Linked DNA regions of Homo sapiens: all the other regions are linked to region 2. A link is a contact called in ENCODE Hi-C or POLR2A ChIA-PET data. All regions are on one chromosome and are shown on one strand. The core of a region is the stretch at or near the end of the contact, and the rest is flanking DNA. Distances in the headings are between cores, read along the strand shown. Region 1 holds the start of CENPU (centromere protein U). Region 2 holds the start of AGA (aspartylglucosaminidase). Region 3 holds the start of FLJ38576 (a long non-coding RNA gene). Region 4 holds the start of TRAPPC11 (trafficking protein particle complex subunit 11). Region 5 holds the start of ING2-DT (ING2 divergent transcript). Region 6 holds the start of MFAP3L (microfibril associated protein 3 like).

Region 1 (4,224 bases), core at 1-2,500, 7.3 Mb before region 2:
AGCAAAACTCCAACTCAAAAAAAAAAAAAAAAAAAAAAAAAGAACTTACTCATGTAACCAAATAGCACCTGCACCCCAATAATTTATGGAAAAATAAAATAAATAAAAAATAAAAGCAATAGCTTTAGTAAGAAAGGGCACTTGCAGCATACCTACCAAATATCATATAAAGTTTAGAAACATACAATAATCAATACATTATTTGGGGCTATATCAAGGTAGAAAACCACAGGAATGATACACATAAAATCAGAAGAGTGGTTATTCTTTGGAGGAGGAGGATACCATTCAGAGGGGTACCCAAGAGTTATATATAAAAATGATCCATATCCCCATGTAGTGCTGGTTACACGGATGTTTGTTTTTATCTTTACATTACACGTTATATTCTTTCATATGCATGAAACGTAATATTTTTGTCGTAGTAAAATATACATAACAAAATTTAGCATTTTAACCGTTTTTAACTTTACAGTATTGTGGCATTAAGTACCTTCACCTTGTGCATCCATCCACCACTATTTCCAGAACGTTTTCATCATCCCAAACTGCTTTTGGTATCATATCCAAGAAATCATACCAAGTCCAATGTTATGAAGTTTTTGCTCTGTTTTCTTCTAAGAGTTTTAATTTTAGCCTTTATAGTTAGGTCTTTGATTCATTTTGCGTTAATTTTTATACGCGGTGTAAGGTAAGGGTTCAATTACATTCTTCTGCATTACACATTTTTAAACACAAACAAAATAAAAGAACAAAAGGAACCCTGTCCATTTACAAATGAAGGTATTGGGATAGCGGTAAAGTAACATGCTAAGCTCAGACAGCTGATAAAGGCAGCAGGGGCTGGAAGCCAAATCCTGTAGGCCTGGAAAGACGACTGCGGCCTCAGCGACAACAGCTGCGAACACGGGTCTCCACCCACCCTCTTACCTGCCCACGACTCAGGGACACTAGCTCCTCCCCTTTCCCCACCCCACAAGGGGCCGTCCCACGTGGCTCCCGGGCTTTCTGGCGCCGGAAAACTGGCGATGCGGGTGGGCGCGAAAGCCCGGAAAACTTTGGCATGTTTTGGACCGTAGGTAACTGGTTGTGCGGCATGGACTCCAGCTCCGTTGCGCTGTAATAACCAGACCCAGTTTTCCCTCACGCTCCAGGCCAGGGAGGAGCCCGGGGGCCGCTCAGGAAGTCCTGCGCACGCGCGCGTGCTCGGCCCGGATTGGCTGTTCGGAGCGGCGAGGGGCTTGGCGGGAGCTTCCAGTCGCTCGAGAGCGGAGAGCGGCACCATGGCCCCGCGGGGGCGGCGGCGGCCGCGGCCTCACAGGTCTGAGGGGTAAGTACTGCCGACCCTCGGGAGCGCGGGGCCGGAGACCAGCTTGAACTGCTTCCTCGCCTGCCGTGGTTTGCGCCTCCCGGCGCTGTTGGTGCTCCACTGTGGAGGTCGCCCGAGTGGCCAATCGCCCGGGTCCCCGGCTTCCTCCTCAGTCTAGTGGGGATAACAGTGATCCCACCTGCACGGGCCTGTCGGGGCCTAACACTGCCTGGCGGGTGGGAGAGACGTCAGCCAGTGTCGTGTCGTTTTGTGGGGAGGGGGAGTGCCGTCCAAAGTAGTGAGTCTCAAAGTGCTAGCTTGAAAGCAAAATATTCAGCAAATACGTATTGCCTGCGGTTTGCCAGACTTTGTTAGTGGAGTTTTATTCTCTGACTGGGAATCAGTTTTCTTATTTTGAAGACCCTGGTGTTTTCTTACTGCAAACCACAGACCGTAAACTGGAGCATAAATCCGGCTGGGGGACCGAGCTGCCGCTTGCGGTTCTCCAGGATGGCTCGAGCGGTTTTTGTTTACCAAAGAAAGCGAGCGTTTGGTCGGTTGCAAAACGCGCTCTAGAATGCTGGTCGCTGATTCGTTGGCGAATGGCCATCCAAGGCCCGGCCTGGATCTGGCGGGAAGGGTCTCGGCTTGCTGCAGACGGTGCACAAAGCCATACGCCAAGACGATCTGAAGAGAACAGGAGTTCCCCCGGGCCTGGGAAGGCTGCCTGGAGGAGGAGGTGCTGGTAGATGCGGGGTTAGGGTGGAAAAGCTGGAGCAGGACACCGCAGGTGGGTGGGGAAACCGAGACCAGACTTCTGTGGCCAGTGGAGGAGAATGAAGACTCCCCCAGTGCAAAAAAGGATTAGAAGAGAATGTCAGCCTTCAATGTCAGCTGAAAAGAGTTTATCTGAAAGGCTAGTGGTTTTTGTTGTCTTTTTTTATTTTTATCTTTTAACATTTTTGGGTTTGAGACTCATGAAATCTGTTCATGCCTCCTCCCAAAACACACTTACGCACATACAACAGAATTTTTTTTTTTTTTTTTTTTTGAGACGGAGTCTCACTCTGTGGCCCAGGCTGGAGTGCAGTGGCGCAATCTCCGCCTCCCAGGTTCAAGCGATTTTCCTGCCTCAGACTCCAGAGGAGCTGGGATTACAGGCGCTCGCCCCCACGTCCAGCTAATTTTTGTATTTTTAGTAAAGACGGGGTTTCACCATGTTGGCCAGGATGGTCTTGATTTCCTCACCTCGTGATCCGCCCTCCTGGGGTTCCCAAAGCGCTGAGATTACAGGCATGAGCCACCGCGCCTGGCCCAGAAATTTTACCTGTGGGTTGTCACAGAGGTTTCTGTCTCTCAGAAGCCCCACCTTGACTCCAGCGTAAGGCAAGGAGGAACCTTGACTTTTTTTCCCCCCCAAGAAAGGACAAGACAGCTCAAAGAGTTTAGGTTAAGAAGTTTATGTGGTCTAGTGTGTAGCTGGGTTTCTGTTACCTGGCTATGTGACCCTTGATAAGTCACTTAAATTTTCTGAATCCCGGAATCATCATCTATAAAATTGCCATAAAACCAATACTTGTCTTACCTGCTTCCTTAGGTTTCATGAATTAAATAAATAAATCGTGAACTTGTTAGAAATGCAGAATCCCAGACCTCACCCCAGAGGGACTGAATCAGACACTCCTGGGGTGGTGCCAAGCAACCTGTTCAACAAGCCCTCTTGAGAATTTTGATGACACTCAAGTCTGGGAACCACCGCTCTGAACAGTTTTCTAACTTTTTTTTTTTAACTGTGATTCACAGTAATGATGTTTTACATCACACTTAGTACACGTGTGCACACATCCACACATAAAACAAAAGGCTTGTGAACATAGTATATCCAGTGCAATGCTTCATTTTATATTTTCCTTTTTTATTGTTTGTTTTTTTAAAAATGCTGGCCTGGCAATCTTAAAAGACATTATAGGACAATTGATGTGATTTGGGTATGGACTGTAGATTAGATTATGGTATCAGTGTTAAATTTCTTGATTTTAGAAATTGTACCATGAATATGCAGTATAATGCCCTCTTAGGAAAGACATATTGTAGTATTTAGGGGTGGAAGTGCACAGTATCTCCAGACACACACACACACACACACACACACAGAGCACATGAGTAAAGGGCATACAGAAGGTCCTTGTGCTATGTTTGCAACTTTTCTGTGAGCTTGAAATTATATCAGATAAAAGGATACTAAAACATTGGTTTAGACTAAGCTGATTTTGCTGTCTACAAATGAGAAAAATATGGCTGCAATCTGCATGGCATATTTTAAAGTCTAATTATGTACTGTATTCTCCTGGAGTATCCCCCCCGTACCCTTGTACGATGCCTGGTTGGTGGAGGATAGTCTGTACATATTCACTGACTGCTGGCACTATTATTAGTAATAATGATATATAATCCTGCCACTGTTATTTCCCGTTTTTATTCTTGTCACCATTGTTACATTTGTTTTCTTGAAGCTTGTTGAAGATATATATACAACTTTATCATTTGAAGCTGTGGTCCAACTGAGAGAGTGTCAAGGGAGGTCGAGGGCAGGCCCTGGATTTGAACTGATGTAAATTTTAATGCAGGCTTGTCTCCCTCCTGGCTCCGTGTTGCTGTGGGCAAGCACACATCTGTAACATGGGATTCACTTCTACCTTATAGGACTGTTAGAATTAAATGAGAAAAGGACGTAGGAGAGCCAGGCACCGGATGGAGCAGGTGTCGGGGCTTAGCGTTAGCCTACCTCCCCTTTGTTCAGCTGTGCAGAGAAAGTCAATCACTGCTGATTGATTAAGGCCTCAGGGAAAAAGTTAACAGCAGGATTCCAACTTTTCCATGTCCCTGAGGGGGAGAGGTATGTTATTTTATACATT
Region 2 (3,733 bases), core at 1,234-3,733:
AGCATTCCCTTCCCAGCACTTTCCTGCGGCATCACTACCTGTTAACAGGTGTTCCTTTTCGTTTAGATTTACCTCAAAACAACGGCGAAGGATCTAATTATATTTAGGCCCAAAAGAGCACCTAAGTGAGAGTAACAGAAGGTTACTTCTAGAACTAAAATGAAAATTATTCTTCAAGTGTTAGTCAAAGGAAAACTACTCCAGAAGGAACCAAATATCCAGACGAATTTAACTTAAGAAACAGCTACAATTTAGGCAAACTGGACAGTGGATCCAGTAGGTATTTTAGTAGCCACTAAGAAGACACTGAATCGGGTAGATTCTATAGGGATTGCATATTAGTTATTTAAATACAAATATCCGGCTGGGCACGGTGGCTCACACCTGTAATCCCAGCATTTTGGGAGGTCGGGGGGGTGGGGGCGGTGGGTGGATCACCTGTGTCAGGAGTTCAAGACCAACCTGGCCAAAATGGCAAAACCTGTCTCTACTTAAAATACAAAAATTAGCCGGGCATGGTAGTAGGCAGTAGCAATCCCAGCTACTCAGGAGGCTGGGGCAAGAGAATCGCTTGAATGCAGGAGGTGGAGGTTGCAGTGAGCTGAGATTACACCAGTGAACTCCAGCCTGGGCGATAGAGCAAGACTCCATCTCAAAAAATAAATACATACATACATACATACATACAAATATCCATGGAAAAGTTGATATATTGAGACCTTCTATCAGCCATTCCCACTATAGTGTAATTTAGCTGTTTCTCTGACAGGAATTTTTATTTAAGAAGAAAGAATTTGGAGAAATAGACATAGTAGGAGGTAACAGATCAGGCTCTTTCCACCAGAAGAAACACAAATACCTTAAAAAACAGGAAGAGGCTAGAGAGATCAGTGGGGTACTAAGACCAATTTTCCATGTATTGTATTTTACAATTTTTGCTAAAGGCATGTCCTAATTCCTTAAGGCTGCATAAAAATACTCAGCCCAGGAGCTAAGGAAAATTTACTCAGAGGACAATGTATGTTTTTCTGGCTTTCTTACCCTGTTTCACCCAAGTTTCCAGTTTCACCTGCCATTGGGTTATGATTACTCCAGCACAGATGACTTGTTCCTCTTCCAAACCCCATGAAAGGAACTTAGAAAATTTGTCTTTATTATATCTTTTAATTAACACTTCCCCAACGGGATAATGATACTTCTGGGCTATCTTATGTTCTTTAAATTATGTATTTAATTTCCTAGCAATCAATAAGAGCCTTGAAGGTTTTGTAAGTCTCACAACTCCTACCTAGTTTATATTTTTACATTTATTTATTTATTTATTTTTGAGACAGAATCTCACTCTGTTGTCCAGGCTGGAGTGAAGTGGTGCGATCTCGGCTCACCACAATCTCCACCTCCCGGCTTCAAGCAATTCTGCCTCAGCCTCCCAAGTAGTTGGGACTACAGGCATGCACCACCACGCCCGGCTAATTTTTGTATTTTTAGTAGAGACGGGTTTCACTATGTTGGCCAGGCTGGTCTCGAACTCCTGACCTCGTGATCCACCCACCTCAGCATCCCAAAGTGTTGGGATTACAGGCGTGAGCCATCGTGCCCAGCCTAGTTCATATTTTTAAAGTTTGTATAGATTTATAGATGCTTTTAAAAATTATGTGATTATGTGTCTTGCCTTGGCAACCTGGGCAGGCATTCCAGACACCCAAAGGGATTATTAGTTCATGTTCGCACGTCTGCCCAGCAACAAAACTGAGCAGCCTCCACCAAGCACGTAAAATCCCCATTCCTCCTCTTATTCATTTATTTAGCACTTAATAGTGCCAGGCAGGAAGGTAAAAATACATTTAAAAAGGAATGGAGGTAGCCGTCTTGCCCTGGAGGTGCAGGAAGCTGCACTTCAGTGTGCTAGGTAGAGGGTACATAGGCCGTTTCTGTTTTTCTTCCAGCTCAGGGATTTATAATGAGAGGAAGTGCTACAAAAAGCTGTGGTGCGAAAATGACGGACGCTATGAATGGAAAAAAAATCTAAAATCAATCCGGTCCTAAGCAAACACGCTTCACCTACACTCATAACTATTGCAGACCTCCGAGGCCTGGGATCCCCAAGAATATACTGAGTTTGACAAACTTTTCAACTTCAACTTTAAATTAAAAAGACAGTAAAAGAACCAAATCCATAGTACACAGCAATCGGCTAAAGTTCCTGGGGCCCTGCAACCCAGAGTTGAATAATTTTGTATTAAATTCCCAATATCAAGCTAAATCTATTTTAACCACAGGAAAAGCAGCAACTTGTCTGGCTATTTTAAAAATCTGAACAGCACTTAGGAAGAAGCACCTTAGCGCAGGGAACAGCTCAGTGCCCCGTGACACAACTCTCCCGCGGGCCCAGGGACGCCTCGTCTCGCGAGAGTTGAGGGACGCCTGAGCGAACCCCCGAGAGAGCGGGCGTGGGCGCCAGGCGGGCGGGGCACTGGGGATTAATTGTTCGGCGATCGCTGGCTGCCGGGACTTTTCTCGCGCTGGTCTCTTCGGTGGTCAGGGATGGCGCGGAAGTCGAACTTGCCTGTGCTTCTCGTGCCGTTTCTGCTCTGCCAGGCCCTAGTGCGCTGCTCCAGCCCTCTGCCCCTGGTCGTCAACACTTGGCCCTTTAAGAATGCAACCGAAGCAGGTGCGGGTTGGCGGCCTGGGCGGGCGGCTGCGCCGCGAGAGCTTGCGGGTGGGGATGACTAGCCCGCCCCGCTGCAGTCACCCGGCAGGGCGGACGGAAGAGCGCCGGGCTGGGCCGGGCCTCGCGGTCCCGCCCTCTAGGTCTTCCCGAGTCTCCAGCGCCGCTCAGTCTCTTGCAAGTGGCCTTTACTGCATCCTCCCCACCTACCGCTGTTGCATTTTAGGTCCTCCCTTCATGCAGCCCCCAGCGCAATGTATTTTCCACCCTGCTGCTGACCATAGTTATGGCCTTTGTGCTTTAATCAAGTAGCAGCTACGCTTTTCTGCCTGACAGTCTTTTCACGGGCTGTGTACGTCTCCACCTCTCGTTTCTAATCCTTCACTTCTTTGCAATTTTGTAGACGACTAATAGTGTCCCAGCCATAGCCTACTCTTTTCCCATTTACTTTTTTTGCCACGTGTTGTCATACTTTACCTGCCACTTAGAATTCAAGGTTCCAACCTTTGCTGTACATTCACACTATCTGGGGAGCTTCTCAAAAATCATCCTGCCGGGGCCCACCTCCTGTGACTGTGATCTAACTGCTGGAATCAGGGCCACTGTTTTTCTTTAAAAAGCTCCCTAGGTGATTTCGATTTGCAGACAGGGTTGAGAACCACTAAGCTAAGGTATCACCTCTTCCAGGAAGCGTTCCCTGACTTAACTGCCCTCGTGTCCAGAATGAGTTAGGTTCCTGCCTTCTACACCTTGTTAATAGCCTTTACGTACCATTATCTTGGCATTTTCGCATTGTACTATGCTTGTTTCTTTCATTTGCTTAATGACCAGAAGAGTCATTTTCAGACCCCTCCTCCTCCATCTGAGGTTGCTAACGTATTAACTTTCTAGGGCAGAATTGGCTCCAGAATTTGGTGGCAGTGCATACGATTCAGAGAAAATGAAGAAGCAGGCTGTGAGAAAGATATTCCCAGCCATAATGAGACGAAAAGAAATTGCATCAGCCTGGGCGGGGGACAGTTCTGTGTTTAAGTTGCCTGTATTGAAAGAGGGAACTTGCGTAAA
Region 3 (4,434 bases), core at 1,859-4,358, 8.7 Mb before region 2:
ATTATAAAGGGCCACCATGGGCACTGGCCCGACCCAGAGCTTCAGCAGCGGCATGTGGCGGTATTCCTCTGTGTACTCAATGATCTGCTGAAAAAATTCTGGGGAAAAACATCAAATTTGAAATTCAATCAAGATGAGAAAGTTGTGACCAGTATTGGACAAAGGTTTGTTTTCTCATTTTGATGAATATACTAATTCTGTAATATGTTACTGTTAGAGGAAGCCAGGTAGAGAGCATGTGTGAACTGCCTGTAATACTGCAACTTTTCTGTAAGTCTAAAGTTTTTTTCAACATAGTATTTGCCACAGCAAATAAACACACATAATGCATGTTAGCTATTAGAGAATAATAATTATTAGGTTTTGATGTCCCAGAACGGGCATTCTTTCTAACGACTGCCCAGTATCACAGAGCTAGTAAATGGTGGAAACTGGCTTGTACCGAGCGAGACTCCAGAACTTCACCATAAACTATGCTGCTTCCAAATGTCTCTCAGATGAAGCAGTTGTCAAAATTGCTATGAAGGGAGCTGGGTGAAATCACCAGTGTCAATCATCCTGCGTCATGCAAATATACTGCCTGCCCTGGTCTGGTCTGACAGAGGGGACAGGGAGGTCTCAATCTGTGGTTCTAAGGCAGCAGGTCCAACAGCTGGGAGTAGCTGGGGAAGGCAGACTTTGTCACAATGGACTGGAAAATGCTAGATTAGAGTTTAGAGGCCAGTTGGAAGCCAACTGCAATCTTCAAGGTGAAATGGCTGAGGCCAGCGTTTGGACATTAGCCGCAAAATGAAACGCAACACCTCTTGTATGTGAAAGACAAGATTCTTGGGAACAACGACTGTATCTTAGAATATTCTGATATCCCCAACTTTGTTGAGGTCAACACTGGGCACAAAGCAGGGCCTTACTAAATGCTTGATTGACAACTAAAGAACTTACTCTAACTGACTTCTAGACAGTGATCTAGAAACTTTGCATGCAATAAATTTAATCCTTAAAGTGACTCTGTAATATAGTCACTTTAACAAGTAAAGGAGAAAGAAAACCCTCTAAGTTAAAGAGTTTTAAATAATTTCTCAAACAACTTGGATATAGTGTTGGAAATTGAACAGTGGTTTTCCTGATGCCAAAATCCAGAATTTGTTGGTGGAATAAAAAGTCCCTTTGTAAAAGACAGTATTCGTCATTGTCTTCACTCTGAAAGTGACTACAAGGAGAATTACTTTAAATAGTCCAGTCAGCTCACAGGTTGTTTTGAAACAGGTCTTTATTCACTAGAGATTTTAATTACTGGAATCCCCAAAACAGTATGATGAGACTTCAGTATATTACTTTCCAGGGGTAGGGGATAGGGGAAAATCTATATTTTTGTACAGTTTATTTTTTAATACCATAAAGCCTTAGGACAAAAGGGGTGGTTAGCTCTGCTTTTAGAATTAACTGAGATGATTTTTACCAGTGTGATTTTCATATCTGTGTTGGATTACTTGTTACATCAGTCATGATGATATTTGGTTGGCAAAGAGTTCGCTTGATTTTTTTCTGTCAAAGTATTTTTAATATTTTGGTAAACACTCTTCCATGAGGCCTCATCTTGTGAAGTTGAAATTACAGCATTATTTTTATTAGAGAAAACAAGTGAAAATGAGAAAAAGTCCTTCAAGCTTTGGAGTTAGTTAATGCTCAGCCTGTAAAACGATTACTAACAAATAATCCCAGAGGAAACTGGGTTCTGGTCTGGGCCAATTTTAAAATATGCCATTTTGGGCAAATCTTCTCATTTCTGGGTACCTCAACGTAATCCCTGATGAAAATAAAACTCTGAGATCGAGTTCGCCCTCCCTGACAGGGAGTTGTAAATACCAGGTACTTTTGAGAGCTTTCTAACTTAACGTGATTTTTTTCCATCAATAAAATGTCCATCTCTGTTTTAAAACATGATTTTAATTAAAAAATTCACTCTTTAATAAACAAGGCGTTTGACACCCTCCAAAGAAGTCTGCCTGAAGGCCCTGCCGTCTCTTAATTGTTATTATGTAACATCCTTTAAAGGGCTAAAGTATGAAGGTCAAGCGGGAACTGAAGCAGCAGTCAAGTCTTGTGATGCCGGGAGGAAGCGTCCAGTGAATCTCTAGTCTCTTATTTTCCAAAGTGGCAGCGAGAGGAGGGCGGCTCTGGGCGTTAAGGTGTTGGCCAGTTTAAAACCGCTCTGTGCTCCCAGGGAGCTTCTGTTCCTAAGGCTTCCCAAGCCAAGGCAGGAGGAAACGGCAGGGCTTTGAGAGCTGAGCAGCGGTGAGGTGGGAAAAGACCGAGGGCAGGGGTTTGGAAATACCGCATCCTGTGCTACACACAAAGAAAATGCTCACTTTGGGATGGGGCACTAGCAGTGTCGGCGGGTGCCAAGGGGCAACGACTAGAACTGGGAGTGCATTCTCCACAGGGTGACAGGCTCCTCTCTCCTGCGGCCAGCGCCACAAGCAGCGGGTTCCTGGCTGATCGGAGGGTGGGAACGGGGCTGCGGACCCCGTTGCGCTCCAGGAGGAGCGCCGGCCCTTACCTCGCCCGTCCGGCTTCATCAGCAGCGCGTGGCCCACCAGTGGGTAGGCGCGGGCCACCGTGGGGATGGGCCGCATCTGCTGCCATTTCCGCGCGTAGCTCGCCACCCTCTGCAGCAGGCTCAGGACCAGACTGGCGCCGGCCAGGGAAAGGGCACTCGCCGCGCCCCACAGCAGCAGCTTCTGCCACACGAGCCCCAGCCAGAGCCCCGCCATCGCCCCGGCTGGCGGCCGCGGGGTGCACTCCGGGAAAGTGCGGGCCCGCGGGGGCGTGGTGCGAGGCGGTGCCGGCCGCACACCGCCCACTTCCCCGCGCGGACCTGGCGCGCTCCCCGCTGCGGGGTCGCCCGGTCCCCGGAACGACGTTTCCCGCCCGGGCGGCGGCCAGAGAGGGCGCCACGGGGCTGTTCCTGCGCCCGGCCCGGCCTACGCAGCACCGCGGCCTCCACGCCCCAGCCGAAAGCGAAAGACCGGAAAACGGTTTCCGGGCCCCAGGGCGTAGTGATTGCACTGGAGGCCCGGAGGCTGCGCCGGGAGGAGGCCGGCGACACTTCCGGCCGCCTCCGGATGCGGGGTCAGGGGCGTCGGAAAGGTCACCGCGGCAGCCCGGCGCGCCCCAGCGGGGCTGTTCTGAGGGTGCTGCGAGGTTGCTCTACGTGCGGGATTCCGCGGGCGGGCAGCCTGCTCTGGAGAGGAAAGGAAGGCGCATCCGGCTCGGAGCCCAGCTCTGCTGCGCATCGCTCGCTCCCTGCGCAACTTGCAGCCCCGGGAGGCGGGGCGCGTCCTGGCTCCCGCGGGGTCACATGGAGCAGCGGGCGCTGTAATCCAGGGAGGCTTTGGGGACACGTTAGGGAAGTCAGCTACCCGTGTGTGTCCGCTGGCCCACTGGGACACTGGGAGCTCAATGAGGTGGTTATGAGCCAGGTATTTTCCAAAATACGCACCAGGCACCAGACCGAGGAAGCCGGAGCCCCGGAGAGCACGCAGGGGCGGGTGGGAGAGGAAGGCGGGCGAGGCTGCTCAGCGGGTGCCGGGAGACCGCAGCCGCGGGGTACTCGCAGAAGAGCCAAGACCTGCCACCCAGCCCGGGAAGGGAGGGAAGGGCCGCGAGAGGGTGCCCCATTTCAGCCTGGGGAGACGCGTGTGCTGGCCGCCAGTCTCTCTTCCCGGCAGAGGGCCCCAGTGCTGACCCCAGCCCCTTTTCCACGCTCGATGCTTCTTACAAAGTGGCCGGGCGAGGAGTGTCGCTCCCCGAGAGGCCAGGCCCTTCCTAAACACTAAAGTGCCAGGAAGATGAAACTGAATGTCCTGGATGCCCGCTTTGCTTAATTACTAATTACGTTCGTTCACTCGAAGCCACTGCATAAGTTGGCCACAGCCACCTGCAGGGCCTCTTTAGTGCAGAGAAAAACATGCCTAAGGCTTTTCTCCATTTGAATTTGTTTTAAGTCATCTGCATGGGCTGACGTGAAATAGCAAGTGAACAAAACAAGTTGCAGAACGGAGTGTGTAAAGTAATGCCTTCTTTTGGAGAAAAGGTTTCTTTCTCTACGGCTCCACTAATGTCTGCAAGTAAAAATACTGATCAGCTCTATGGAGTGGGAATGAAGATGGGGAACTTACGCTTTTTATTTCATTCACGTCTACATTGTTTAATCACTTTAACACTTTAAAAAATAAATATGTTCACTTAGTATCTTTAAGCAAGTCTCATGGGCTTTAGTTTCCTCCTCTCTAAAGGGTTGAGGCTGAGCTATAATAAGGTTAATTACAGCTATAAAAGTAAACAATTTGTCTACATACTGGGGATTCTAAAATAGGGGGAGGAAGGAAGGGGAGTAATGGTTGAAAAACTGTGTATTGGGTACTGTGTTCC
Region 4 (4,297 bases), core at 1,346-3,845, 6.2 Mb before region 2:
TGGGAGGCTGAGATGGGAGGATCACTTGAGTCTAGGTGTTTAAAGTTACAGTGAACTATGATTGTGCCACTGCACTCCAGCCTGGGTGACAGAGCAAGATTGTGCCACAAAAAAAAAAAAAAAAAAAAAAGTTATTCCAAACAAAATTATCACTACATTTTAAATATAATCTTATTTGAAAAAGAATGTGTCATGAGGCTCTTTTAAAAGGTAATCTGGCCGGGCGCGGTGGCTCACGCCTGTAATCCCAGCACTTTGGGAGGCCGAGGCGGGCGGATCACAAGGTCAGGAGATCGAGACCATCCTGGCTAACATGGTGAAACCCCGTCTCTACTAAAAACACAAAAAATTAGCCGAGTATGGTGGTGGGCGCCTGTAGTCCCAGCTACTCGGGAGGCTGAGGCAGGAGAATGGCGTGAACCCGGGAGGCGGAGCTTGCAGTGAGCGGAGATCGCGCCACTGCACTCCAGCCTGGGCGACAGAGCGAGGAGACTCCGTCTCAAAAAAAAAAAAAAAAAAAAAAAAAGGTAATCTACACCAGTATACCAGTATATTATGGAGAAGTCTAACACAATCTTTGTGAAAAGTGAGGCACACTTAGGCTAATACCTAATCCCCAAAACATGGAATATTTTCAACTGAAAGGTTAATTTAGGAAAGACTATTAGTCTTCTCATGTTTACATACTGAAAGAACAACAGGTATTCAATAAATGATTTGCAAAGCTTGCCAGAAATGTCTACAACAGATTGTTTTAGAATTGTTTAAATATTTTTAGGACAGGATTAAGTTATGAGGGCAAAGGATTGCATGTTCAGAGAAAGAAACAGTCTAGTTCTGGGTAATGTAGGAATGAAAATTAAAAAGGGGTGACCAGGCTGGGTACAGCGGCTCACGCCTGTAATCCCAGCACTTTGGGAGGCCAAGGCGGGCGATTCACGAGGTCAACGGTTCAAAACCAGCCTGGCCAATAGGGTGAAACCCCGTCTCTACTAAAAATACAAAAATTAGCCGGGCATGGTGATGCGTGCCTATAGTCCCAGCTACTCGGGAGGCTGAGGCAGGAGAATGGCTTGAACCCGGGAGGCGGAGATTTCAGTGAGCCGAGATCGCACCACTGCACTCCAGCCTGGGCAACAGAGCAAGACTCCGTCTCAACAACAACAACAAAAAACAAGTGACCAAAATACAATACGGGCCCCTTTGCTTAATATGAACGAGTCTAGACTAGAGGCCATTTCCTGTAATAACTCCAGAGGCCCAAAAGACATAGCTGTGGTCTTTAAATATGGAGTTGAAATAAGAGGAACTAAAAATGACTGTCATCCAATAGAAATACAAGTCACATAAATAAATTAAAAATTTCTAGCAGTCATATTAAAAAGTAAAACGTGGATGGAATTCATTTTAATATTCAATTTAACGCAGTACAGTATGTCCAAAATATTATCATACTGACAATAATATAAAAGTTATTAATGACATATTTTACCTTTTTTTGTACTGAGTCTTCAAAATCTGGTGTGTATTTCACACTCACAGCACATCTCAATTCAGACTAGCCTATTTCAAATGCCTGATGTAGCTACTGGCTACAGAACTGGACAGCAGAGATCTAAATTATGGGAAATGTGTCCCAAAATTGCTGCACGAAAATTGTATCAGAAAGTCTTGCCACATTCTCCTATGTCACCTGAAATGGTCGTGCTTATTCTGCAGCAAAGGAATTTGAATGAGAACCCCGATAACGCACAGGCGCAGATCGAATGGATTTCAATGACAGGCTGGAAGGAGAAATTTTCAGATATCCAATGGAGCAACCAACGAAACTATACACGAAAGGAGGCGCAGCTATAGAAGGTGAATAATGGATGGGAGATCAAGTAATGCAAGGGAAGTAAACTGGAAACTAGCGTGAAAGATAAGAAAGGTGACCCAATCAAATTGGCAACTAAAAAAACCCCAAAACCTAATGTGGTTACTTTTTTTTTCTTTTAACTAACTGGAAGTTCAGGGTGTTAGGACACAAGGCTGCTAAGAATGGGATTCAGAGATGTTCAACTACAAAACGAACAAAAGAGGAACGACAGTGTGGGGACGAAATGATGTTTCGATGTTAAAGATGAGAAGCAACAATCCAACGTAGGAGAAACACCGTCCCCATGGTCCCAGTATCTGTTCTGGTAGCTCCAGTGAGGAAAGGTAGAGAAATAACCTTGCAGTCCCTAAAGGCAGATATCTTCCTCCTCTTATTCCCCCGTCTTAAACCTGGGAGGCCCTAGAAACGGGTGCGTCTTTCCTCGGGTCTAAAAGAGAAGTGCCAGGATTGCACCCGTCGATGGGATTGCAAAACGCAGGCCCCCAAACCAGCATTGTTAAGAGCTAGCTCTCTTCCTCGGCGGTCCCGCCTGGCCCCGCGGGTCTCCGGGCCCGGACTCACCCAGGCCCCACGCCCCGGGCCCGCTGCAGCTGAGGCCGGTCGCCGCCAGCCGGGAGAAGACGAGGGGAGGCGGGGGGATGTCACAGAACGCCGTGGCCCGTCCCCACCGCCGCAGCCCCACAGCCAGTTCCAACAGGCGAGACTTCCCTGTACCCACCTCCCCCGGCACAGGAAGCACTTTCTGGGCCTGAGTGACCGCGCTCTACACCAATCGCTGTCCCGGAACTTTACGCCGCTCCTCCAAGCGTCAGGGAGACGCTGCACTTCCCAGGCCCCACCAGCCGCGGCTCCGGCTCGTAGCCCACAGCCCACTGCCGGCGGCTGGGCGCTGCCGAGGCTCGGGGCGCGCGCAGTTGGCGTCTGCCAGTGCCAAGACTGTGCCGCCCCCACAGCCGAGGCGCGAAAGGGGGACGCCCGGCCTCTGGGCCGCTGCCTTCGCTTTCTCTTCGTTGTTGCGAACGCCGTCCGCTCAGGAGGCGCCCCGCGACCGGCGCGATGAGTGCCAACGAGGACCAGGAGGTGAGCCCCCCGGCTCAGGGCCCTCTCCCAGCGCGGGCGCGGCGCGCAGCCCCGGGCCCCCGTGAGACCTGGTGCCCGGACAGCCTGCCCGGCACGTGCCCTGTGCCCTCGGAGCCGGCCGGGGTGCCCCGAGTTCACCGGCGTCCCACCCAAGCGCGCGTGAATGGCCAGGAGTCCGCCTCTGCCACTCTTCCCCCCTCATTTTTCATTTTTGCAAATCCGGGAGTCTCCCCTGGTTACTTAATAACAGGGATGAGCGTCCTTGGTGCACGATCCAGTGCTCTTGGCTCTCCTTGAATCCCATGTGTTCAGTGCCTGTTTACTGAGTTAGGCTGATCACCTTTAAATTTTAGTCTGGTCATCTTTAAATCTCTTGGCTAGTAGAGGGCTAATTGAGTTAGTTACATTTCTCATGGAAGAAAATGACACTGGTGGTGCATCTGAGTTTCTGTCCATATTGTTTGGGGAAATCTTTTACCCATCTGTCTGTTTTGAGCATTCATGTACCACCTGAATTTATGGTTTATGCTCAAATATTTCCTTGTGAGATGCCATTTTGACATTGAATCATATAATATTAGAGTTGGGGGGTGGGTGCTACGGGCCATCTGTAGGGGAACCTTCTAACTTTGATAGGTGGGTCGATGATAGCCGCAGGGCTGCACAGTAAGTACGTGGTAGAATCGGGACTAGAAACCAGGTCTTATTGGGTGGTAGATAAGTTCACTGTTAATTTAAAGTATAATGCTTGAAACTTACTACTTTTACATGATAAATGTAATAGAATCTCTGGATTGGAAGTTAACCTTTAAAGGACCCAAAGTCCAACAAGCTAGCTAGTTGATATCTGAATCTCTTCTAAAATATTCTTGCCGGGTGAATTTCTAAGTGAATGCGTTAATAGCTTCTTCTCCCTGCAAAGCAAAGAACATACAGTGTAATGTTTCTCAGAGTTGGACCATAGTCCCCTACCTTAGAACCATTTAGATGGTTGCTAGAAAACAGATGCGTGCACTCCACCCCAGACCTACTGAATCAGAATTTCTGTGGTGGGCCCAGGAATCTCCAGTTTAACAAGAAAATTTCATTCTTCTTTCAGATGACCGATGTTCTGATCTTTGAAGATAGTTTCCTGCCCAGTTTCTCAGACCTTCTCTGAGGAAGTGGTTCCTTTTAGCTTGTCTTCATATATCCATTCTTTGTTAATCTCTTCACTATCCTGGAATCACGTGTTTGTGGACAGATTTTAATTTTTTAAATGTCCTGTTTCAAAATTGTGGCATCTTGCTGTTTTGTCTAGTTAAATTTACTGTCAACTGAAATCTTTTAAGTGCTTTA
Region 5 (4,245 bases), core at 41-2,540, 6.1 Mb before region 2:
GCACTCCGGGGTGGGGGCGAGTGAGGTGGGGAAGCGCGCCCCGCAGACCAGCGGGAGCCCGGCCGCTCACTCCCTCCGACCCTTGCCCGGCTGCAGTCCCGGGCCGGGGCCGCAGGGTCTGCGGCACGGGGCGGGCCAGCGCCTGAACAAATGCTTGCTGCTTAAAATGGCTGATTCCCCTCAGCGGCAGCTGCAGCCGCTGGGTCTGCAGCGGGGGCTGACAAGCGGCCCCCACCCCCACTCTGGGGACCCCAGAGAAGTACTCGCCCACCGCGGGGCCACGGAGGGCCGCCAACCCGGTCTCCAGTCCTCCCAGTCCCGCTCGGCAGACCCTCGGTGCGCTCGGGGAGACTGTCACGGGAGAAAGGGAAGGTGGCACTCCCCCGGACAGGCTCCCCGCCACCGGCTCCCGAGGCCGGCAGCCCCGCGGCTCCTACCTTGATATTTGTTGTCCAGCTCTCGCAGCACAGACACGTTCCTCTGCATGTCGTGGGGCAGCGACTCCACGCACTCAAGGTAGTCCTGCACGTAGCAGGTGAGCAGCCGGCTCCGCTCCCCGGTCAGGAGCGCGGCCGACGAGTACAGTTGCTGCTGCTGCTGCCCTAACATCCTGCCGATCCGCGCCGTCGCCGCCGCCTCCGCATCCAGCAGCCGCACATGCACCGGCCGCGGCCGCCGCGGGCCCTCAGCTCAGCAGCCCGGCGCCGCGGGGACCCCGCAGCCGCTCGAGAGGGCACGGCCGCGCTCCCCGATCTCCACTCCCCCCAGAGCAGCCCTCACTCCCCGCCCCCGCAGCACCAGCCCAGGGGCGGGGCGAAACCGGGGCTCCCTCCTTTCTCCCCTCCCGCTCCAGGACCGGAGCAGTGGGGATCCCCTCGGCGGGGCCGGCGCCGGGGTCCCGGGCGCTGACACTTCCTGTCCCCCTCGGAGTCCCCAGATGCTACGAGTGCCGTCTCGCAGCCCGGATCCCCATGACAAGCCCGTCGCCGCCCGCCTGTCCCCAGTCACCCTCCGTGCCTCACGGAGAGCCTCCCGCTAGCCTGCCCCCGCCCCTCCGCCCGCGGCCGCCTCTGCGCCTGCGCAGCGCTCCCTGCGAATAAGGCCGGGGCCCGCCCCTACCGCCTACCGGAGGGTTCGCATTCTCCCGCCTTCGCTCCGCCGCCCGGGCGATTGGTCTGCCGGCTCTGGGCTAGCGGGGGAGGGTGTGGGGGGCGGCCAAACGGCAGGCCGCGCCCCGCCCCCCTTAAAGGGGAAGCCCGGGGAGCCAGTCTCTGCGCCTCGCGTCTGAATGGGACCCGGGAGGGGAGGCGGCTCGGTCCTTCGTGCCGTCCTCCCCGCTGGGAGGGGCAGCTCCAGCTCCGCTCGGCTCGCTCCGCCCGGCCACACCGGCTTTTTCCCCATCAGGCGGTCCGAGTGCGGCTCCTCGCGAGCCTGCAAAGGAGCAGCAGGCGGTTCCTTTTCGGACGACCTGGAGCGAGGCCTGCGGGACTGCGCGCCCCGGCGGGCGGCGTGCGGCTCCCGGCATGCGCGGCGGCTGCGTTCCCGCCGCCTCCGAGCTCGCCTGGGGCTGCCGCCCGCCTCCTGCCGGGCCCTCGGGCTCGCCCGGCACCGCGGGGCTTGATCAGGGAGGTAGGCGGTGCTCCCTCCGGCCCCCGGCGTCGTGTGCCCTGCGGGTTTCGTGGCCCTTCCCCTACGCTGGAATCTTCTGTGTCATTTAGGGGGAGGGGATGCGGGACGGCATCTGTTTGACAACGCATTGGTCCCACAGACAGCCTTTAAAAACAACTGCTTTTGGGGGGTGTCAGAACATTTAAGCACAGGACGTCGGTGAGGCTTCCTGGCGGAGTGGGGCACACGCCAGCTTTACGGGACTTTTTGCTCAGTCCTGCCCCAGGACTGCAATCGGAGGGGACCTGGGGCATGGAGGAGACGCGAGTGAAAACCTAGTCAGCGGGCGGGCCCTCGGCCCCATAATCTACGTGATCTCCTAGTGGGGTTTAATTTCGGTGTAGTGTAAATGAGATGTCAGGCAGAGGAGCTGATTTTAATTACAGATGGACATTTTTGAAAGAAATGGGTGCAAATAGAATGAATGCATGGATAATTTTAATGGAATGCCTATGTAAACAAGGCCAATTGTGAGTACTACCTTTGAGTTAAAATGTGAGTGAGTGGTGACAAATTTGGATCTTCTTAGATCCAGTTTGCAGCGTTGGTACACCTGAATGGTGACCTATTTAGAGCACTTTTGAAACAGCTGTTAATAGTAACTAGCCTTTGACTTGCAAAGAGAAATCTAGATCTTTATCTAGAGGAAATTTTAAATTTCAAACCAAAATAAAGCACTCCAGGCAATTTGACATCTTGGGACGTCAACTATTTCAAAGGACTGGGAAATTGTCTTGGGTTATTATCCTAGGACACTGAGGTTTGGGCCAGTATTAAGCAACCCAGACAGTACAGTGGATAGTATTTCTGAGAACATTCTGGGATTTTACTGTTCGTGAAATCTTTCGGCCGGGTCTTGTCAAAAAACCGCCACTGTGAAGAACTGAATTTTACTGGTTTTTACTTGAACCCTGCTATTTTTGTTTTCTCACAAGTTTGAATAAGCTGGTCTTTATCAAAGGCGCAAAATAATGTGGGGTGCCTTGTTACAGGTCAGACACCGAATGTACCTATGGATTTTATTCAGTCTGATAAGTGATCTGCAAGTAGATAAGAAATGTGTTTAGAAACTAGAAGGGGAAAAAGGCAAAGATGCAGAATACCTAGAGTACTCCAGAAACAGAGCAAGATGAGAGGAGGGATGAGCATGGGATAGGAGACATTTATAGCATTATTGTCACCTTTTATAATTCTGTTGAACAGGCTGGTAAAAAAGCAAAAACAATCCAAAGAATATTTTAGCTGGTACTGATCTAAAACTGTAAAACACTGTAATATGATAATATATGTATATGTATGAATTATTTTAGGCATGCTTTTCTTGCTATATTTATTTTAAGAGATTAATCTACGGCTTATTCTTGCCACCCCCAAAAAAAATCGCCACAAACCCTAAACCCAACTCTTGACCTTGGTTATTGAGCGCTGTCCTTCCCTTCTGAGTGGTCACTTAACTGGAAATATGGGGCCTCTTCAGATTGAATTTCTTGTCTTCTAAATGCAAAATTTAAAATCTCCCGTTCTCAGCAACTAGAAATTAATTTATGGTATTTAATCCTGTGAATAAAGCAAAAAGGCATTTTATTTGCTCTACAGTGTATTATCTACCATAAAGCAACCCTAAAAAAAAGATAAGTAACTGATCTCCCCAAATTAGTCTGGGATTACCTTGAATTTCTAAGTCTGACTTTAAGAGGTCCCTGGCAGGAAATGTGTACGCCTCCGTACCTGTCTCTTGGGGAGAGCAACAACTTCAAACTGGTTGAAAACAAACTGGCAAGTAATGGTGAAAGATTCCTAAAGATGCCTGCTGAGAAAATTCAGCTTCTGTTTGAGTCAGATCAAATAAATGAAATCCTTTTCTTTTTTCTACTTTTTAATATTTTTAAACTTTTATGGAAATTTTCAAAGGCAAAAGTAATACTACAATAAATCCTTATATACCGTCTACCCAGCTTCAACATTTAGCAACATATGGCTAAGATTATTTAATCTATAGCCCTTCACATTCCCTCACTCTTGCTGGATTTTTATCATTTTATCTGTAAATACTTTAAATATGAATAATATGAATAGGTAAAATATAATAGTTGTTTTTTGTTTGTTTGTTTTTGAGACTGAGACTTGCTTTTGTCGCCCAGGCTGGAGTGCAATGGGGCGATCTTGGCTCTTTGCAACCTCCGCCTCCCAGGTTCAAGCGATTCTCCTGCTTCAGCCTCCCAAGTAGCTGAGATTACAGGTATGTGTCACCATGCCCAGCTAATTTTTGTATTTTTAGTAGAGAGGGGGTTTCACCATGTTGGTTAAAGCTGGTGTGGAACTCCTGACCTCCAGAGATCCGCCCGCCTTGGCCTGCCAAAGTGCTGGGATTACAGACGTGAGCCACCATGCCTGGCCAAGATAACAGTTTTTTAAGCATATCCGTAATACCATGTATTCTGCCTCCCCAAATTTTCTTACTATCATTTAATAACTACACAATTCAAATTTTCCTATTGTCTCAGTAAATCTTTCACATTTGGTTTAACAGGATCCAGCAAATCCCATGCATTTTATTTGGTTACTGAGGTCTTTTCC
Region 6 (4,196 bases), core at 1,278-3,777, 7.4 Mb after region 2:
TCTGCTCACTACAACGTCTGCCTCCCAGATTCAAGCGCTTCTCTTGCCTCAGCCTCCCAAGTAGCTGGGACTACAGGCACACACCACTATGCCTGGCTAATTGTTTTGTATTTTTAGTAGAGACTAAAAATCTCTGTGAAAGATTTTTGAAAGATTAATGTCATGACAGACTCAGGAACAGAAAGCTTCAGATGGATGGAAGTGGCAGTACAGACTGTTGAAAAGACATCTTGTCCACCTTTGTAAGGCTAGACTATTTGTGGTGTGGATGTCAAGGGGTACCTGGGCAAGTTCAAGGGCACTGCTCAGGGCATACCAGCAACAATGGATTCTCAAAGCACAGGAGGAGGATGAAGGGGACACTCCAGCACAAGCTAGGATTCCATGGTGGAAGCAGCTAAGTAAATGTATTCTTCCAGGAGTGACCTTCCATAGAGATAGTGTCTCTGACCACGCTGAAGCTGAACTGGAGCTGGGCAAGGCAGAGAGGTTCAAATGAAGGGTGACTCCCACTATCACACCAAGCCCCACTGGGCAGCTGACCTGCCTGCCCATCCTCCTCCTCCTTAGACAGAAAACAGCGAATTCCATTCGCCTTTCTGCTCTCAATGAAAGGCTCTCTTTGGGTTCTTTACTAATCTACAATCTGTAAAAGTACTTTCCCTGTGACTTTTCTCCATTTCAGTACTGTCTTCTCTAAATGAGAATTAAAAGCAAGTTCCCCACACCGACCTCAAGTGGTTTCTAAGATAGCAAGAGTGCATTTTGCAGGTTGTCTGAGAATTTAAAAGAGATGGGGGAGGGGAGGAAATAGAGTCAGAGTGAATGCAGAAATGCTGGAGAAGAAAACGGGATATAATACTGCGGAATATTTTAATAGTGGGGACACAAATGTCATAATTAATAAAGCAGGTGGAAAGTTCGCGCTGTGGTGCAATTGTAAAGAATGCTTATTAAATACTTAAAAACAAAGAAAATTTACGTTTCTCAAAAGGACAGCTGAAAAATTCCTTGAGCTAAAATGTGTTGCTATTCAAGATGCCATAAAACTAATGTTAAAATATGATATCTCATTTCAATCTTTTTGGGGGAAAAAATCAGGCTTTGACTCACTCATACGACAGATCCCACGCACCCACCCACCAACATGGCCCTTGGCATGGGCGACCTGCCCACGTGTCGATGCAATCGTGCCTCTCTAGAGCCCTGCTTCCATCCGTTTCCCGAGCTTCGATGTCGTGACGAGAGACCGCGGCTACATCAACCTTGGGCAACCAGATGCAGCCGCGTGCGGCAGCCTGGCACTGCCCGGAGCATGCTCAGTCGGGTCCTGACCCACTTCTGCAGGTCCGACCTCGGGGCGTGGGGTCAGAGGCACTACTTTGCCAGTTTGCCAGGAACAGAGAGGAGCAGAGAGACTGAGAGTTGCTAAAGCTCCTCTCTTGGCACAGCAATGCCTGACCCGGCGGCGGAACATGCCCAGTCTGGCTGCCGGAGCCGCCGGGAGCGTCAATGTGGAAAGTCCACCTTTCCGGGTTTTCGCAGCAACCCACCGGGAAGAGGGCGGTACGGGAGTAAAAAGGCCGGAGTGGGGTGTGGCCAAGAGGGCGGGCACTAAAAAGCCGGGGGAAGGAGCCTGGTCCCGCCCCAGAAATTGAGAGTCTCTGTTCTCTTTTAAAATTAAAAAAAAAAAAAAAAAAAGGGAGATAAGGAGGAGAAGAAGCCACTAACATTGCAGGATCGTGTAGCGAAACTTCTGTAGGTACTTAATAATTTTAGAGTACTCTACTTTTTAATTAAAAAATCAACTTATGGTTCATTAGAAAAAACGTGGAAATTACAAATAATATTTTTAAAGAAAATGAAAAAAAAATTCCTGGAACCCCACCACTCAGAAAGTCACCAGGGAACGGCCCGCTGGGTTTTTTTCCAGACTCTTCCATCTGTGGACTTTGCTTTAAGAGACGTTTAAGACTTACAGCGCAGTCGCCCGGGAAGGCCTGAGAAGCTTTCGGAAGCAAGGTGGTTTGCTCGTGATTGCATTTGATTGCAAGGAGACAGGGTAGGCTTGGGGGTGGGTTGACTGGTTCCCATTTAGCGCCCCAGGATGGGACCCTAAGAAGCCTTTTCCTGGGTGTCCTTGAACACGCGTGCGATGCGACGCCCACAGAAGTTGCGGTGGAAGCCCCGGGCGGGAGAGAGAGCGGAGTGAGAGTCCCGCGCTGCCGCGGAGGCCCTGGGCCTGCGGGTGTGGGGCTCTGGGGGCCGCCGAGGCCCGGCCCAGAGGCTGAGCGGACTGAATGCGGGACTCCCCGGCAACTACAGCCTCCGGTGGCTCCTCCGCGGGGCCGCTCCGCAGCACCGACTGGCTCGCGCCGCACCGCCCGCCCCGCTGCCCCCGCCCGCGGCTGCCGCGAAAACCCGGCGGCTACACCCGCGCCTCCGCGCCGCCCGGCGAGCCGCACTGGGCATGCTCGGCCCCGGCCGGCCCAGGCTCCTGTAGGTGGGAAGCTCCGCGCTCCCGGCAGCCGGCGGCGCAGCTCGCAACGCTGTGAGGCGCCGGCGGAGGCGGCTCGCCCGCAGTAGGCGCTACCGGGCGTCCGGCGCAGAGTGCGGCGCAGCGGCCGCTGTCGGGCTGGCCATGGCGAGGGGTGCACGGCGGCCACCTGAGTGGCGCGGCGGTGTCAGGTTAGCGGGGGCCCCCGGCGGGCCGGGGCGGAGGGGCACGGGTGGGAGCCAGCCCCGCACCGGGTCGGCGGCCGAGTCGGCGCCGGGGCCGCCGAACTTTCGGGTGTTTGGGCTGGCTGAGACTGCGGCGGAGGCTGCGCTGCGAGACGCCGCAGGGTCCGGGCAGCGGGCTCCAGGGGGTCGCAGGATGCTTCGAGATCCGTGCGGGGCGGGGGCTGGCCGTTTGGGGACTGCCGCATCCTGGGCTCGAACCGTAACCTTCCGAGGGCGAGGAGCGCGGAATCCACTGCCAGCTGCCGGCGAGCCTCCTAGGTGTCGTGGGGGAAGGGGACGCCGAACAGCCGTGGGGGCTTTCGCTGGGCTCTGGATCTCTCTCATCGCTGTGCCTCAGTTTACCCGGACAGGGAGGAGCGTGCGCTGGCCAGGGCTCCGGAGAACGTGAATGCGGGTTCCGCGTCGGGAGGGCGCCGTGTCCTGATGCCGCAGGAGTGCGGGCGGCTGTGGGTGCTGCGAGCCGCCGCCTCGCTACTGAAGCTCTCGGAGTTTGTCGCATTTGACTCCATAACAAGTTGACATCGAATTGCTTCATGGCGTGGAATGGGGAAACGTGCTTCATCGGATTAAAATACAGAGTGATTGCAGAACCGATTTATTTTAAGCTTGATCATTAAGCTGTCTTCTCCAGCCCTGAAAAAAAAACTTGCAAGCTTTATAAAGCAAGGTAGCAAAAAAAGGTTTGTAGGTGTATTATCTGCTCACATTGTAGAAAACAGTTAAGATACGATCGAACTGTCATTATTTTTAAGGATACTTAGCAGAAAAGTTTGGTTACTGTGGCAATCTTTATTTTGCGTTATCTTCGATTTAATGTTAAAAACTTGGAAACCGAGCATTGCAGAAGCTCAGTGTTTTTTGTAGTTTTCTCACTTTTGTTTCTAGATGAAACACATTTTTTTCAGTTGCTACTATGCTGAACATAGTAAAATCCTTCAAGATGAAATACAAGATGGAAAAAAATGTCGTTTCATGAGACCGTAAGTTATAACAGTGTAGTTCTTCTGACATTTTACTTACACAGAAAGTGCAATTTGTAGGTCCCAGTGTGGTTTCTACAGTTGTTTATTCCTAAAACATTTAGTACCATTAACACTATTAGGATTATTGTATCTAATAGGGGCAAGATAAACAATCCTGTTCTAGTGGGAACTAGTTCTGCTAACTAAAGCTAAATTCTCAAGCCTCTTTTCTATAAGTACCACTTAGTGGGTTCAGTTGTTTTATTCATTAAGCTTATTACAAAACAATTGTTTACATTCTTTATAGACCTTAATAGACTTTAGAAATGCATTGACTTTTCATTGAGTTGTGGGTAGGCTTTAAGGTTGGTGCTTGCTTGCAAGCCTGAGATGGCTCCAGCTCTAATTCTGGATACTCTCTGGGGTGATTTCCCCCAGTATAGAGTTGGCTCTGTCCTGTGATGCTGCATAACCGAGGTTTAATAATAGGAA

Evidence for each region. A loop is a pair of places that touch in the nucleus more often than their neighbours do. ChIA-PET counts read pairs that join two places held with the same protein, here RNA polymerase II (POLR2A). Pooled maps may share reads with other maps.
Region 1: a map of CD4-positive, alpha-beta memory T cell shows a loop between it and region 2 (27-fold over the local background). The contact joins the promoter of CENPU here to the promoter of AGA in region 2. A Hi-C loop is called at or near these places in 1 of 168 maps with a recorded cell type or tissue (CD4-positive, alpha-beta memory T cell), 1 of 37 single-sample maps with no recorded cell type and 6 of 50 pooled maps.
Region 3: a loop to region 2 is called in a map of naive thymus-derived CD4-positive, alpha-beta T cell, with 21 times the contacts of the local background. The contact joins the promoter of FLJ38576 here to the promoter of AGA in region 2. A Hi-C loop is called at or near these places in 2 of 168 maps with a recorded cell type or tissue (both naive thymus-derived CD4-positive, alpha-beta T cell), 4 of 37 single-sample maps with no recorded cell type and 13 of 50 pooled maps.
Region 4: a map of CD8-positive, alpha-beta T cell shows a loop between it and region 2 (7-fold over the local background). The contact joins the promoter of TRAPPC11 here to the promoter of AGA in region 2. A Hi-C loop is called at or near these places in 2 of 168 maps with a recorded cell type or tissue (CD8-positive, alpha-beta T cell and naive thymus-derived CD4-positive, alpha-beta T cell), 2 of 37 single-sample maps with no recorded cell type and 7 of 50 pooled maps.
Region 5: a map of CD8-positive, alpha-beta T cell shows a loop between it and region 2 (30-fold over the local background). The contact joins the promoter of ING2-DT here to the promoter of AGA in region 2. A Hi-C loop is called at or near these places in 4 of 168 maps with a recorded cell type or tissue (CD8-positive, alpha-beta T cell, OCI-LY7 and naive thymus-derived CD4-positive, alpha-beta T cell), 7 of 37 single-sample maps with no recorded cell type and 14 of 50 pooled maps. POLR2A ChIA-PET finds 5 or more read pairs at or near these places in 3 of 52 experiments (T-cell, activated B cell and activated CD4-positive, alpha-beta memory T cell).
Region 6: a map of naive thymus-derived CD4-positive, alpha-beta T cell shows a loop between it and region 2 (29-fold over the local background). The contact joins the promoter of MFAP3L here to the promoter of AGA in region 2. A Hi-C loop is called at or near these places in 2 of 168 maps with a recorded cell type or tissue (CD4-positive, alpha-beta memory T cell and naive thymus-derived CD4-positive, alpha-beta T cell) and 8 of 50 pooled maps.

What each region holds. Positions count from the first base shown.
Region 1 is chr4:184,731,122-184,735,345 of GRCh38, reverse strand. It overlaps CENPU (centromere protein U), which reads left to right and starts at 1,250. Exons shown (of 13, transcript NM_024629.4): 1 at 1,250-1,330. The coding sequence starts at 1,284. RefSeq lists a silencer at 1,244-1,303 and enhancers at 1,674-1,793, 944-1,810.
Region 2 is chr4:177,441,187-177,444,919 of GRCh38, reverse strand. It overlaps AGA (aspartylglucosaminidase), which reads left to right and starts at 2,483. Exons shown (of 9, transcript NM_000027.4): 1 at 2,483-2,671. The coding sequence starts at 2,545. It also overlaps a transcript of AGA-DT not described here. RefSeq lists enhancers at 1,818-1,897, 1,988-2,531, 3,358-3,437.
Region 3 is chr4:186,190,164-186,194,597 of GRCh38, reverse strand. It overlaps FLJ38576 (a long non-coding RNA gene), which reads left to right and starts at 3,108. Exons shown (of 1, transcript NR_046264.1): 1 at 3,108-4,434. It overlaps CYP4V2 (cytochrome P450 family 4 subfamily V member 2), which reads right to left and starts at 3,031. Exons shown (of 11, transcript NM_207352.4): 1 at 2,561-3,031; 2 at 1-98. The coding sequence starts at 2,774. RefSeq lists a silencer at 2,705-3,234.
Region 4 is chr4:183,657,591-183,661,887 of GRCh38, reverse strand. It overlaps TRAPPC11 (trafficking protein particle complex subunit 11), which reads right to left and starts at 2,595. Exons shown (of 30, transcript NM_021942.6): 1 at 2,441-2,595. RWDD4 (RWD domain containing 4) reads left to right here and starts at 2,703. Exons shown (of 8, transcript NM_152682.4): 1 at 2,703-2,959. The coding sequence starts at 2,936. RefSeq lists silencers at 2,284-2,573, 2,944-3,153, 2,968-3,188 and enhancers at 1,920-2,707, 2,664-2,793, 2,708-3,496.
Region 5 is chr4:183,501,560-183,505,804 of GRCh38, reverse strand. ING2-DT (ING2 divergent transcript) reads left to right here and starts at 1,290. Exons shown (of 3, transcript NR_033995.2): 1 at 1,290-1,629. It overlaps ING2 (inhibitor of growth family member 2), which reads right to left and starts at 747. Exons shown (of 2, transcript NM_001564.4): 1 at 438-747. The coding sequence starts at 609. RefSeq lists silencers at 1-405, 626-1,665.
Region 6 is chr4:170,024,726-170,028,921 of GRCh38, reverse strand. MFAP3L (microfibril associated protein 3 like) reads left to right here and starts at 2,527. Exons shown (of 3, transcript NM_021647.8): 1 at 2,527-2,688. RefSeq lists enhancers at 1,302-1,441, 1,431-2,150 and silencers at 1,622-1,691, 2,150-2,549, 2,630-2,719.